Regions from separate parts of the Homo sapiens genome. Here region 2 is linked to region 1. The links are chromatin contacts, found by Hi-C or POLR2A ChIA-PET in ENCODE. All regions are on one chromosome and are shown on one strand. The core of a region is the stretch at or near the end of the contact, and the rest is flanking DNA. Distances in the headings are between cores, read along the strand shown. Region 1 overlaps ARHGAP25 (Rho GTPase activating protein 25). Region 2 holds the start of LINC01816 (long intergenic non-protein coding RNA 1816).

Evidence for each region. A loop is a pair of places that touch in the nucleus more often than their neighbours do. ChIA-PET counts read pairs that join two places held with the same protein, here RNA polymerase II (POLR2A). Pooled maps may share reads with other maps.
Region 2: a map of OCI-LY7 shows a loop between it and region 1 (4-fold over the local background). The contact joins the promoter of LINC01816 here to the enhancer-like site in region 1. A Hi-C loop is called at or near these places in 1 of 168 maps with a recorded cell type or tissue (OCI-LY7) and 5 of 50 pooled maps. POLR2A ChIA-PET finds 5 or more read pairs at or near these places in 1 of 52 experiments (activated naive CD4-positive, alpha-beta T cell).

What each region holds. Positions count from the first base shown.
Region 1 is chr2:68,762,603-68,768,593 of GRCh38, forward strand. All of the region lies in intron 1 of ARHGAP25 (Rho GTPase activating protein 25), which reads left to right. LOC105374790 (a long non-coding RNA gene) reads right to left here and starts at 68. Exons shown (of 3, transcript XR_940225.3): 1 at 4-68. Within about 2 kb of position 3,834, at least 17 of the 41 ENCODE cell types and tissues checked have a DNase peak (open chromatin) inside an H3K27ac peak, as active enhancers do; they include OCI-LY7, where a contact is called at or near this core.
Region 2 is chr2:70,121,998-70,127,988 of GRCh38, forward strand. LINC01816 (long intergenic non-protein coding RNA 1816) reads right to left here and starts at 3,319. Exons shown (of 2, transcript NR_024444.1): 1 at 3,049-3,319; 2 at 2,039-2,428. RefSeq lists enhancers at 1,002-1,807, 1,808-2,613 and a silencer at 2,940-3,234.

The DNA.
Region 1 (5,991 bases), core at 2,584-5,083:
TACCTCCTGTTTGTGCATCTCTGGTTCCTGCTTCTTCAGCCTTTGCACAAAAGCTTAGTTGGTCCTTCAGTGACTACTGGCTAAAAACAAACAGAAAAAGAAAAAAGAAACAAAAATGGTGTTCTTCTAGTTCTTCCATGAGAACTGTGAAGGAGTGGCCAGCCAAAAAGAAATGTCAAGCAGAGGCTAGTGTGTGGGCCAAGAAAGTCCAGGTCAGACAGAAACACTACAGTTGCTCACAGATACATACAAAATAAGTCCTGACATTTTTGTGAGGACCTTGGGTGATAAAAGGGAAACCCCCTAACACATTTTTCAGGCAGCTGATAATGTTTGACAGCTTTGAAGAGGAAACAGAACTACCAGATGTCAGTGGCTGAATCACAGGGAAAATACTGCATTCTGCAAAGCCTTACTCAAGCATCATGAAGTGTAGCCCAAAGTTGATAGAAATGCTGATAAATAATAAAATTTTATGAAAAAGTAAAATCTCGATACTTTTTCACAAGTCACTAGCTGTAACCAAGACAATGATGTTGGCTTTTTTGTATTTGATCATCTTTCATGAATTTTAGAATGCTTTCTTTATCAAACTCTAAAAAATCTTTAACAAAATTGCAAAGTGTCACAGCAGTGAAAATTTTCATAAACTTCACAGCTCTCAATTATATGACACAGTAGAAGTATCAGAAGTATTCTGCTGTGTCATTTTCTGTTTCTTTGAAGATTCTCTGCTGTACTTCATCATTTTTCCATATACAGTTAAAACACCAAGCAAATATTTGGCCTGAATCCTAAAAATGTTTAATTCTTCCAATTTTCTGTAGTTGCATTTTCAGCAATACAGAGCGTTCCTTCAATTCTTCCCTCCCCTTTTTTCGGTTTGAGATACACTTTAACACCTAAGAATGTGATCTTCTGTTCTTTATAACTAACATTTAATATAAACTAATGTTGAATTTATCAAAAGCAAGTTCATAATCTTTGAAAACATAAGACTTTTTAAATTATTGATGGGCTAAACCATTTACTAGTTTTTTAAATATTGAAGTATTCTTGCATTCCTGGAATATTCCAGACATTTGAGTGACAAAACAGTCAAAAATCTCTAACTCTGCAGAGTTTCTGGCATGTTTCACCACATAAAAAGTGTAGAAAATTATTCTCATTTTTTCTGCAGAAACTGTTCTACTCTTCACTGTTTCCATGGTGGGTTTTTTGTGTGTATGGCAGTTATATATATTATTTAGTTTCTAATCTTTCTTTTAAAAACTTTACTGAGGTATAATTTATATGCCATAAAATTCCTTCATTGTAAGTATACAATTCAATGATTTTTAGTAAATTTATAGGGTTGTGTGATGATTACCATAGTCCAGTTTTAGGACATTTTTATTACCCCAAAAAGTTCTCTCCAGCCGTTTTGCAATCAATCCCTGCTCTCACCCTCAGTCCTGGCAACCACTGTCTCTACAGAATTGCCTTTTCTGGATATTTCTTATGCACAGACTCATATAATTTGTTGTCTTTTGCATTCAGGTTCTTTCACTTAGCTGAATGTTTTTGAGGTTCTTTGTGTGGCATGAATCAGTCCTTTGCTCCTTGGTGTTGCCAAGTAGTATTGCGCTGTTTGGCTTTCCCACATTTTGTTTATCCAGTAACCTGTTTGTGGCTTCTGGATTGTTTTCAGTTTTGACCATCATCTATAATACTGCTAGAAACATTCACATTCAAAAACTGTTATGGACGTGTGCCTTCACATCCCCTGAATAGATTCCCAGGAGTGGAATTGCTGGGTGCTATGGCAAGCTTATGTGTAACTTTTTAAGACGCATCCAGTTAAGGGGTTAAGGGAGGGTAGCTACCCTCTCTGTTGAAGGAAAGTTCATTTTCTTCTTGTTTTTCTTCTTGTGTAGCTCCAGGTTAGGTGGACAGGCACCCTCTGTTCTCACTGGTATCGTGACCTGGTTGAGGAGCCAGCAGGACAGAGCTGTTACTTTTTGTCTGGCCTGACTTTGGGCACCCAGGGTAAACTGGAAATAACATGCCCCAGCCAGACCTCTGTGCGCACTTGGAAGGAGCTCTCAGGTCTCCATCTGTTCCCTGCCTCCATGCTGCTGCTGTTCCTCTCTAGGTGTTGTTAGTGCAGGATTTTCTTGGGCCCTTTCCGCTCCCTCTGGGGCAGGCTGTTCCATATGCATTGAGTTGTGAGACCAACAGCTTTCTTCAGTTTAGCCTTGCCTATCCTACATCTTGCAGAAATCCGTCTTCCCCCCAAATGGCATGCAGATAGAATCCTTCTTTACTTTTACTTTCATTTTAGATCTCCCCTTGTTATTATTGAGCTAGTCCCTTTGTCATTTTAATGGAAATTTGGAAATGGAAGCTCTTGCCATGAGGTCACCTAGAATTCTAGGTGGTCATTCCTTCCTGAGTTCCCTCACAGACCACCCTTGGGCTCCCTCCGGTTTCTGCTGCCCTTTCTCTCTCTCTGCCAGTAAGTGTTGGGGTAAAAGCTGACTTTACAGGAAATACTATCCATACTGGCAGCCTCAGTAAGTCCCTCAGTTCTTCCCATTCATCAGCTGATAAAGTGACAGTGCAGGGATATGGAGGCGGATCTGTCTGGGAGGGAATGTGTACGTAAGTGGTATAACATCTGTGTAGTGTCATTCCGCTGTGCTCTGAGGAGTAACAGGTCTGAAATGCAGACCTTGGAAAATAGACAAGTTGAAGTTTAGAGCAATAGTTGACATGTAAAAAAAAAAAAACCCAACAAGCCTATTGAATTTATTTTTAAGCCTAATAAAATATTTAAAAAGATCATTTATTATATCAACATTCCAAACACAACAGAGAAAATATAATGAACCCCCATGTAGACCCACTACTGAAGTTCAACAGAATATTTCGTCACATTGTTTTATCTATCCCTTTCTTTTTCTTTTATTCCCTTTTATGCTAAGATATTTTAAAACAAATCCCAGACACATTTTCCCCATGCTTAAGTATGCATCCTTAAAAATATGGAAATTTTATTTTCTAGCCACATTGTCCTGATCACGCCTAACAAAACTAATCAATAATTCATTGGTATCATCTATCCTTTATCCATGATCAAATTGTCTCAGTTTTTAATGAAATCTTTTTATCAGGTTGTAGAATAGGAGAAACATATTATGACTCGTTTCCTGGGCCCACCCCACTGCTAGCATTATTCATTGGTCACTTTAACTCTCAGTAGTGTTAAAGTTTAAAATCACTGTTCCCTAAGACCTGTAGAGGCCCCAGAAACTGACTGGAGTGACGTCTGTTAGGCTGTAATGGCTTGTAGCCTCCTCAAGGGCCAGTGCTTGATGGTAGTTGCCAGTACTTGAGCATTGCCCTGGAAGGGTCCTTCCTGTGAATTACTCAGGCCATATAATTCATCCATGCTTATGCAATACAAATATTTCAAGCATCCTAATGCACTTATTTATTTATGAATGCTAGTGACTAGTGAACCAAAACCTCTTACCTAAAATAAATGACTAGCTTTGGCAATGGAGGGGTCAGTACTTCGATTGCTCTTCCTAATGTAACACACCACTAGGGTGTTGGGCAGAGCTTACTGCACTAATTATCCTGCAGTCCTACCTGATGAGAATTGTTCTTCCTTACACTAACGCCTGGGAAAGCAGGTAGCTTGCATATGCAGTTAACCAGCTACATTGTCAAAGAATTTTCTACAGAGAAAATTTGCCCTCTGATTGCCAAATCTCCACTTTGCCTTGTGCTGAGGAAGAGGCAGCTCTGGGGCAGTGTTCTTCCGCAAGCTTCTTGTTATTACACGTGGCTTCCTGTTATGCAGAGACAGGCGGAGAGGGCTGGGTAAGGTGTTGCAACTGATGGAGACACACAGACCCACAAGAGGCAACTGCACTCTAAATTCCTAAGAAACACGAAAGCCACAAAACATGAACACTGGAGGGGTGGCCCTGGAGAGGCACCCTAGGTGAAACAAATTTGCTGGCGTGCAAAAAAACCTTGCAATATTTGTTGCTGGCTCAGGTTTCCAGAGCTGCTGATAAGAAAGAAGTAACAGAAAGCCAGTACTCCTCTCTCTCTCCCCTTCTCTCTCTCTCTCTCTCTTGTTCTCACTCTCTGTCATTCTCTCTCCCTCTCTCTTGTTCTCACTCTCTGTCATTCTCTCTCCCTCTCTCTTTTTCTCTCTCTCACACACACAGATAATTTCTCTCCCTCTGTCTCATATTGCTACCAAGACAGCATTTTTTACCTCTTCCTGCAGAACACATAGTTATTGGTGCCAAGCCCCTTTCCAAAGCAGATTCTTTTCCTTTAGGTTGACATAGTCACTTGTCAAACAATAAAGGGCATTTCTAGAATCCATAGAACATGGGAAAATGAAATCTGCCCAATTCCGGAGTATTGAGGCAGGCATTTAGGGAACAACTTTTAGATATTTCTATGAATTCGGTTATACAAATTTGTCTCAAGGGTGAGTGCCCTGGGAAGACCCGTGTGGTTTAATTTCAGGGTACAGAGAGAAGGCTCCTTTGCTGTCATCAGTCTCACAGTAAAGATGCCTTTTGAAGGGGCAGTGCTTTTCATACTAAAGTTAAAAACGAAACTCAAAAGAATGATGGGTGCTTTTCAATGGGGGGGTGGCGTTTGCTTTGAAGACAGAAAAGGGATACAGAAAGCGAGCCTGAAGTTTCTGAAGTCACATGTCCTAATTTCCTTCTGGGTGGAAACTGAGGGCCATCATCCCGCAGTCTGATAACAGGATAGGTGGGGGGTCTGCATGTATGTATGTGTGAATGTGGCAGGGGCGTTGCGTGTGTGTATGTGTGCGGGGTGTGGGCAGGGACGTATGAATCTGTTTATCATTTTCAGGTGGTAGCAATGCCAGGTCTGCTGTTTCAGAGAGCTCCCCAGTCGGCTCCTTCCTCAGCTGTGGTGTGGGCCTGACTGCCGGCCCACGGTAGCTTAGCTCACTCTCTCTCCCTCCCATGCCTCGGCCACGTGGGACCTTGCTCAGAATCCCTAGGTCTCTCCACATGAGCTTGGGTAGCAGCTGGTAAGACGTGGCAGGATTACCTAATATGTCCGTTTTCTTGTTGGGGTATCAGCACAGCCTCAGTGGTGGGCTTGAGGTTTCAGTACCATTTCTCTGTCACTGTGTTTTCGAGGCCTGCTGAGCCTTGCAGAGCATACACTGGCGGAAATAGCACAAAATTGTTTGTGCACAATCTAGAGGCAAAATGGGTGGGGCTGAGGCAGCTGCTTCACATGATAGGTTAGGAGTAGTGGCTTTGTTCCCAGCTCAGTGAAAGGTGGCATGGTCTCTCCTGTCCACTTCACTCTGGATTCTTTAACCCTGTGAATTACTAGACATGGATTCCATCTCCAATGTGGATGCCTCTCTTCACCACAAGAATACATGCTCCTTTCTGGGCTGTGGCTTAGGTATGGATATTGGGCTTTGAAATCAGATTTCTAGTTGTTAACTGGAGCAGATCATTTCACCTCTGTGAGCTTTGGTTCCTGGTCTGAAAAATGAGGGTGACAGTATGGTACTTACATAAAGAGCATGAGCATTAAATGACACAGCTCTATAAAGTGCTTGCACTGTGGCTGGCTCGTGGTAAGTACTCAATACATAAGTAACTTGATATTCATTATTGTTAGATCAGGGATTATATCTTCCATCGTCCACTCTGCTCAAGTGGATGCAGTGAACATATCCAGAAATCCCGCCAATAGGTAAATTGGCCAATATTTCTCGCAAATACAAAATGCCTGCATGGTGGCTCACATTTCGTTCTAAAACATTTATTTTATTAACTCAGCAAATATTTATCAAGATGCTTCAATTGCCAGATGCTTTTCTAGGAAGTGTGGAGCTTTACTAAAAATCCCAAGGAAAACAGCACCCTTTTCTGTCTTGCATCTCAGTTTATCCCCACAGCCTCAAGTTAGAAATGCTTC
Region 2 (5,991 bases), core at 2,069-4,568, 1.4 Mb after region 1:
AGATTGTCAGGCCATTGGGCCACAGAATCAGGGCCTGGATCTGGGACAGTCCTTGGTCTCCCCTGAGGCTCTAGGCTCCTGGTTCACCTGTTCTGAATCCCTGTCTCTTGGGAGGCAGGGAGTGAGCTATTTGTGTAAGACTAAGGCCTTAGAATATGTCCCACGTTCTCTGGCATCAGACACCCCACTCAGGGGCCAAACAGAAAGCTGTGAAGGGTGGTGAGAAAAGTCTCTTCTTACACCTCCTCTCCACCACTATTTAGTACCTTGCTTTTTTAGCTTTCATGTTATATTATGACTGGTTTCCCATGTCATTAAATATTCTTCAGAAATTTAACTTTGATGATAACATATTATTCCCATTACCCATAACTTCATCATCCTCCAACTGTTCAAAAGTTAGATTATTTCTAGCTTTTACTATTACAGTATATTTAACATCACCTGGTAATTGATCTAAAAGGAATAATTAGGAATCAGTCCCCAAATTTGGAGATGGCAACCAAGAAGTCTTTTTCATTTTCCACAGTTTTCCCACATTTTTGTTTTTTTTTTCAAGAGATGCTCTGCAACTCAGGCTGCAGTGCAGTGGGATGATCATAATTCACTGTAACCTCAAATTCCTGGGCTCAGGCTCCCAAATAGCTAGGATTAATGGCGCATGCCACCATGCCAGGCTAATTTTATTTTTGTAGAGACGGGAGTCTTGCTATGTTGCCCAGGCTGGTTTTGAACTCCTGGGCTCAAGTGATCCTCTCGCCTCGACCTCCCTAAGTGCTAAGTGTTGGGTTTATAGAGATGAGCCACCATGCCTTCTTTTCTTTTTTTTTTTTAATTCTGTTTTGCAAAGAATATCCCTCTTGCCAGCATCTGAATAATATCTATCTTTACTATTATTTATGTGTGTAAATAGCTTTACAGTTCACAAAGCATTTTCTTATATAATGTCTCATCTAATCAACACAGCAACACTATGAAATAAGTTACTATTTCCATTTTACATTTGGGGAAATTAAGCTCAGAAAGGCCATGTGACATGTTCAAGATAACACATTTAGTGTCAGAGCTGGGACGTGGACCCGGGTCTTGGGACTCCCGAAACCATATCCTTTACCGTGGGCAAAGTGCTATGCTGAGGTCTTACCACACACATAGATGGCACTGGAAGAAGGGCAAGTATGGAACAGCACCCCAGGCAGAGTGGGCGATGCCACTGGTAAGATACAGAGAAAGTACTACACACAGTGGCGTTGCAAGGACAGAGCAGTTCCTCCCACAAAGGGCATGCAGTAGGCTTTGGGAAGAAACGTGGCCAAGTCGGGTCTTCAAAGGTGAATAGGATCTAGATATTCAGAATAAGAGGGCTTTCCACAGGCTCAGTGAATGGGAAAGGAAAGTGTGGCTGATTGGGGAAAGCGCTAGCACAGGGAGCAAGAGATGGGGCGTGGCTGGGGAGGAATGGAATTGTAATTCTAGCCTCACAAAGGCTAGAGCCAGCAGGGCCTTGGGATCATGTGGGGAGGAAACCAGAGATGTGTGGAACAATTTGCTGAAGGCAGAACCAGGCAGGGAAAGGGCAGGGTCAGGTTCGTACCCTTGCCTCTGGCCACCAGGGCCAATGCTCCTTCCCTGCAGTAAACCCGATTAATCTCCTCAAACTCAGGTGCCATTTCCTTGGAATAGTATTTACCGCGGGGCGCGGTGGCTCACGCCTGTAATCTCACGCTTTGGGAGGCTGAGGTGAGAGGATCCCTTGAGCCTAGGGGTTCGAGACCAGCCTGGGCAACATAGCGAGACCCTGTGGTTAAAAAAAAATTAAAATTAGCCAATAGTGGTGGCACGCGCCTGTAGTACCAGCTTCTTGGGAAGCTGAGGCAGGAGGATCACCTGTGCCCAGAGAGGGCGAGGCTGCAGTGAGCCATCATCGTGCCACTGTACTCCAGCCTGGGCGACAGTTCGAGACCTTTTCTCAAAAAAAGAAAAAAAAAAGTTGTTCAAGTTGTGTAGTGCACGGGAGGAAAGAAGTATGACAATAACATAGGACAGCAGCCGGCTCTTTTTTTCATCAGGATGTGGAGAGTGGGCGCCTTGGGAAGACGAAATTGAGTATGTGCGGGGGAGGGGTCATATGAAACAAGGTCGGGAAGGGGGCGGGGAGAGCTGGGGCTCTGGAGGAGCTTGGGGCTCGCGCTGCGGGGGAGGAAGCGCCTTCCGCGGTCGCTGGGGGGAAGTGGTTAGGAGGAAGCACGGGCAGTGGAGGGGACTGCTGGAGGGTCCCATCTGGGAAAGCAGGCACGGATGCGGGGACATTTCCGCCCGTCACCCTGGCAAAGCGCTCGCAGGGCTGGAGGGACAGAGTTCTCAGATCCAAGTAGAGAAAACCGGGAACGGTTCCGGCTCTGGGGACTGACATTCATCGCGGCAGTTTCTGGTGGCAAAACAGAGGAAACAAAGGAATGATGAAATGAACTGAGCTGCCTTCATGCCCCGGATGAATGTTCAGCCATTAGAAAAGAGTGAATCCCAGCTGGGATTTGGGGTTCCACGGTGTACTAGAAAAGCAAAACAAAGAGAAGCGCCTACTAGATGCCATCTTGGAAAACAAAAGCAAACGTGTGTGTGTGTGTGTGTGTGTGTGTGTGTGATGTTACATGGGCATGGGGAAATTACGGAAGTAAATACTAATGCTTGTGGCCGGGCGCGTGGCTGACGCCTGTAATCCCAGCACTTTGGGAGGCCGAGGCGGACGGATCACGAGGTCAGGAGATCGAGACCACGGTGAAACCCCGTCTCTACTAAAAATACAAAAAGTTAGCCGGGCGTAGTGACGGGCGCCTGTAGTCCCAGCTACACGGGAGGCTAAGGCAGGAGAATGGCGTGAACCCGGGAGGCGGAGCTTGCAGTGAGCCGAGATCGCGCCACTGCACTCCAGCCTGGGTGACAGAGCGAGACGCCGTCTCAAAAAAAAAAAAAAAAATACTAATGCTTGTGTAAATTGGGATGGTGGAAAATGAGGAAGAGGGCGGCAGGGGAATCCTTAGTACTTACAGAGAAAACGGAGCAAGTGTACAAGCACGCCAACCCCCCCGGTGCCCAAGCTCGGCGCTCACGCGGCTAGGATGACGCCCGTGGGACGCCCCAGGGGCCCTGCTCGCAGCCACTCTGCTCAGGGTCATTTATAGTCTCTCCGTTCTTTGTTAAATAAAGACGGTGAGACACGGACGGGCTGGAGCCGGCAGGGGTAGTGGAGGGCAGAGGGGACGGGTCGGGGCGCCCCTCGCTCCTGCCACGCTGCCGCCGCCCCAGACAAAGACAGCTGCGTACGGCGGGAGCGCAGGGGCGCCTGCGCGCAGGGCCTAAATCGCCTGTCCCGTCTCCCCCTGACGCCCACACACCCAAGCGGCAGCCCACTCCCCTTCTACCCCGCAGCCATTTGCTTCCCACCCCTTGATTTTCTTTTTTCTTTTCCCCTCCCCTCAGCATCCCCCCAACCTCCTCTGATACACTTTGGCTAATTGTCTAATGAATTTACCTATTCTAGGTATTTCGTATAAGTGGAATCATATAATATTCGTCCTTCTGTGTCGGCTTATTTTGCTTAGTACAAGGTTTTTTATTTTTTATTTTTTTTTCTTTGAGACACGGTCTCGTTCTGTCGCCCAGGCTGGGGCACAGTGGCGCTCAGCTCACTGCAACCTCCACCTCCGGGTTTCAAGTGATCCTCCCACCTCAGCCTCCCAAATAGCTGGGACTACAGGTGCGCTGCCACCACTGCCTAGCTAATTTTTGTATTTTTGGTAGAGACCAGGTTTCGCCATGTTGCCCACGCTGGTCTCCAGCTCCTTAGCTCAAACGATCCTCCTGCCACAGCCTCCCAAAGTGCTGTAATTACAGGCGTGTGAGCCACCATGCCCGGCCACTTAGCATAATCTTTTCAAGGTTCATCCCTGCTGCAGCACGTATGAGAACTTCATTTCTTTTATTGTATTTGTGGTAATATGTACACAACATAAAGCTTATTTTAATCAATTTTTAAGTGTACAGTTTAGTGGCACTAAATAGTCACGTGGTTGTGCACTCACCACCATCATCCATCTCTAGAACTCTTCCATCATCCTAAACTGAAACTCTGTACCCGTGAAACAACTCCCTCATTCCCCTCTACCCAGCTCCTGGCAACCACCATTCTACTTTCTGTCCCTGTGCACTTGGGAGCATCACCTTTCTGGGACATCTGCAACGGTTCTCTGGAGGATTGTCTCCCCTTTTTTAAAAATTTATTTTCTTTTCTTTCTTTCTTTTTTTTTTTTGGTAGAGAAGGGGTTTCACTTCATTGCCCAGGCTGGTGTCCAACTTCTGGGCTCAAGGAATCTGCCTGCCTTGGCTTCCCAAAGTGTTGGGATTACAAGCATGAGCCACTGTGCCCCGCCTGTGGTCTCATTTTGGAGGGCAAGAGGGATAGAGATAGCCATAACCTGGAGAATATTGAGATGTGGACAACAAGGATGACAAAATTTGGTCCTATGAGAAATCATCTGTGAGGAAGAGTGGAGAGAACTGAGCTTGTTCAAGACAGTGAGGTCCTGGGATGATCTCAATTCATGTAAGAAAACCAGGAAGCAAGGAGGTTTCAGTTTATCAACAGATTTAAAAGGCGCAAGCCTTTTGATATAACTAGAGAAGAGAAGACTCAGGTGATCACACAGACTGTCTTCACCCAAGTGAAGGATGATTATGTAGGAAAGTGGATAGAAGATGCTGTCAACAGAAATGTAAACAGAATCATGTTAACAATTTTTCAGTAGGCACTTTTTTTTTTTTTTTTGAGATGGAGTCTTGCTCTGTTGCCCAGGCTGGTGTGCAGTGGTGCGATCTTGGCTCACTGCAGCCTCCTGGGTTCAAGCGATTCTCCTGCCTCAGCCTTCCGGGTGGCTGGGATTACAGGCATGCCATCATGCCCGGCTAATTTTTGTATTTTTAGTAGAGACAGAGTTTCACCTTGTTGGTCAGGATGGTCTCAAAACTCTTGACCTCAGGTGATCTGCCTGCCTCAGCCTCCCAAAGTGCTGAGATTACAGGCGTAAGCCATCACACCTGGCCAATTTTTAAATTAATAATGAGAGGCTGGGCATGGTGGCACACACCTGTGATTCCAGCTACTCAGAAGGCTGAGGTGGGAGGATCGTTTGAGCCCAGGAAGTTGAGGCTGCAGTGAGCTGTGTTCACACTAGTGCACTCCAGCCTGGGTGACAAAGCAAGACCCTGTTGAAAAAAAAATTTTTTAATAATGAGATATCTGACATTCTTTTTTTTACACTTGGTCTCTGAAATCAGGCTGGCTACATGTGAAGTGCTCTATAGCTACCTGCGGTCACTGTATTGGACAGTGCAGGGTTGGAAACTGGACTTAGGAGTCAGGGCTGGGTTCAAGCCCCACATTCCATCCCTTACTAGGCTGGGTAACTAGGCACATTACTTAGCCTCTCCTATTTCTGTTTCTTCATCTACAAAATGAAACTAAAAATAGTACCTACTTTATAGGGTAATTTTGTGGATTAATGGCACATGAAGCATATGGTGCATGTTCAGTAAATGTTGGCGATTATTAGCAGTAAATTTGGTGGTTATTGAATTAGTGACATTGCAGTATCACTGTTAGGGTGACCTCCATTCCCATCAGATGATGTGGCTTGAAGCTATTCCAAACGGGCAAGGTTAAAAAACAATAGGCAAACTGGGAAAACCTATTTGCAACACACATGAAAACAAAATGTTGTTATTCTTGCTATGTAGGAAGTGCTTGCAAATAAATAAGAAAATGAATACCAATGGAAAATTCAAAAGAAACAAACATCTGAAGTGATTTTTTTTAAAGACCCACTTTAAATAAGTTCAACTCTCCTTGGAATCAGACATAAAAATAAACAAAAGACATTTTTTGTTGTTGTTGAGTAACAGATCAACAGCCAGAATTTGGTGGCACCTAATATT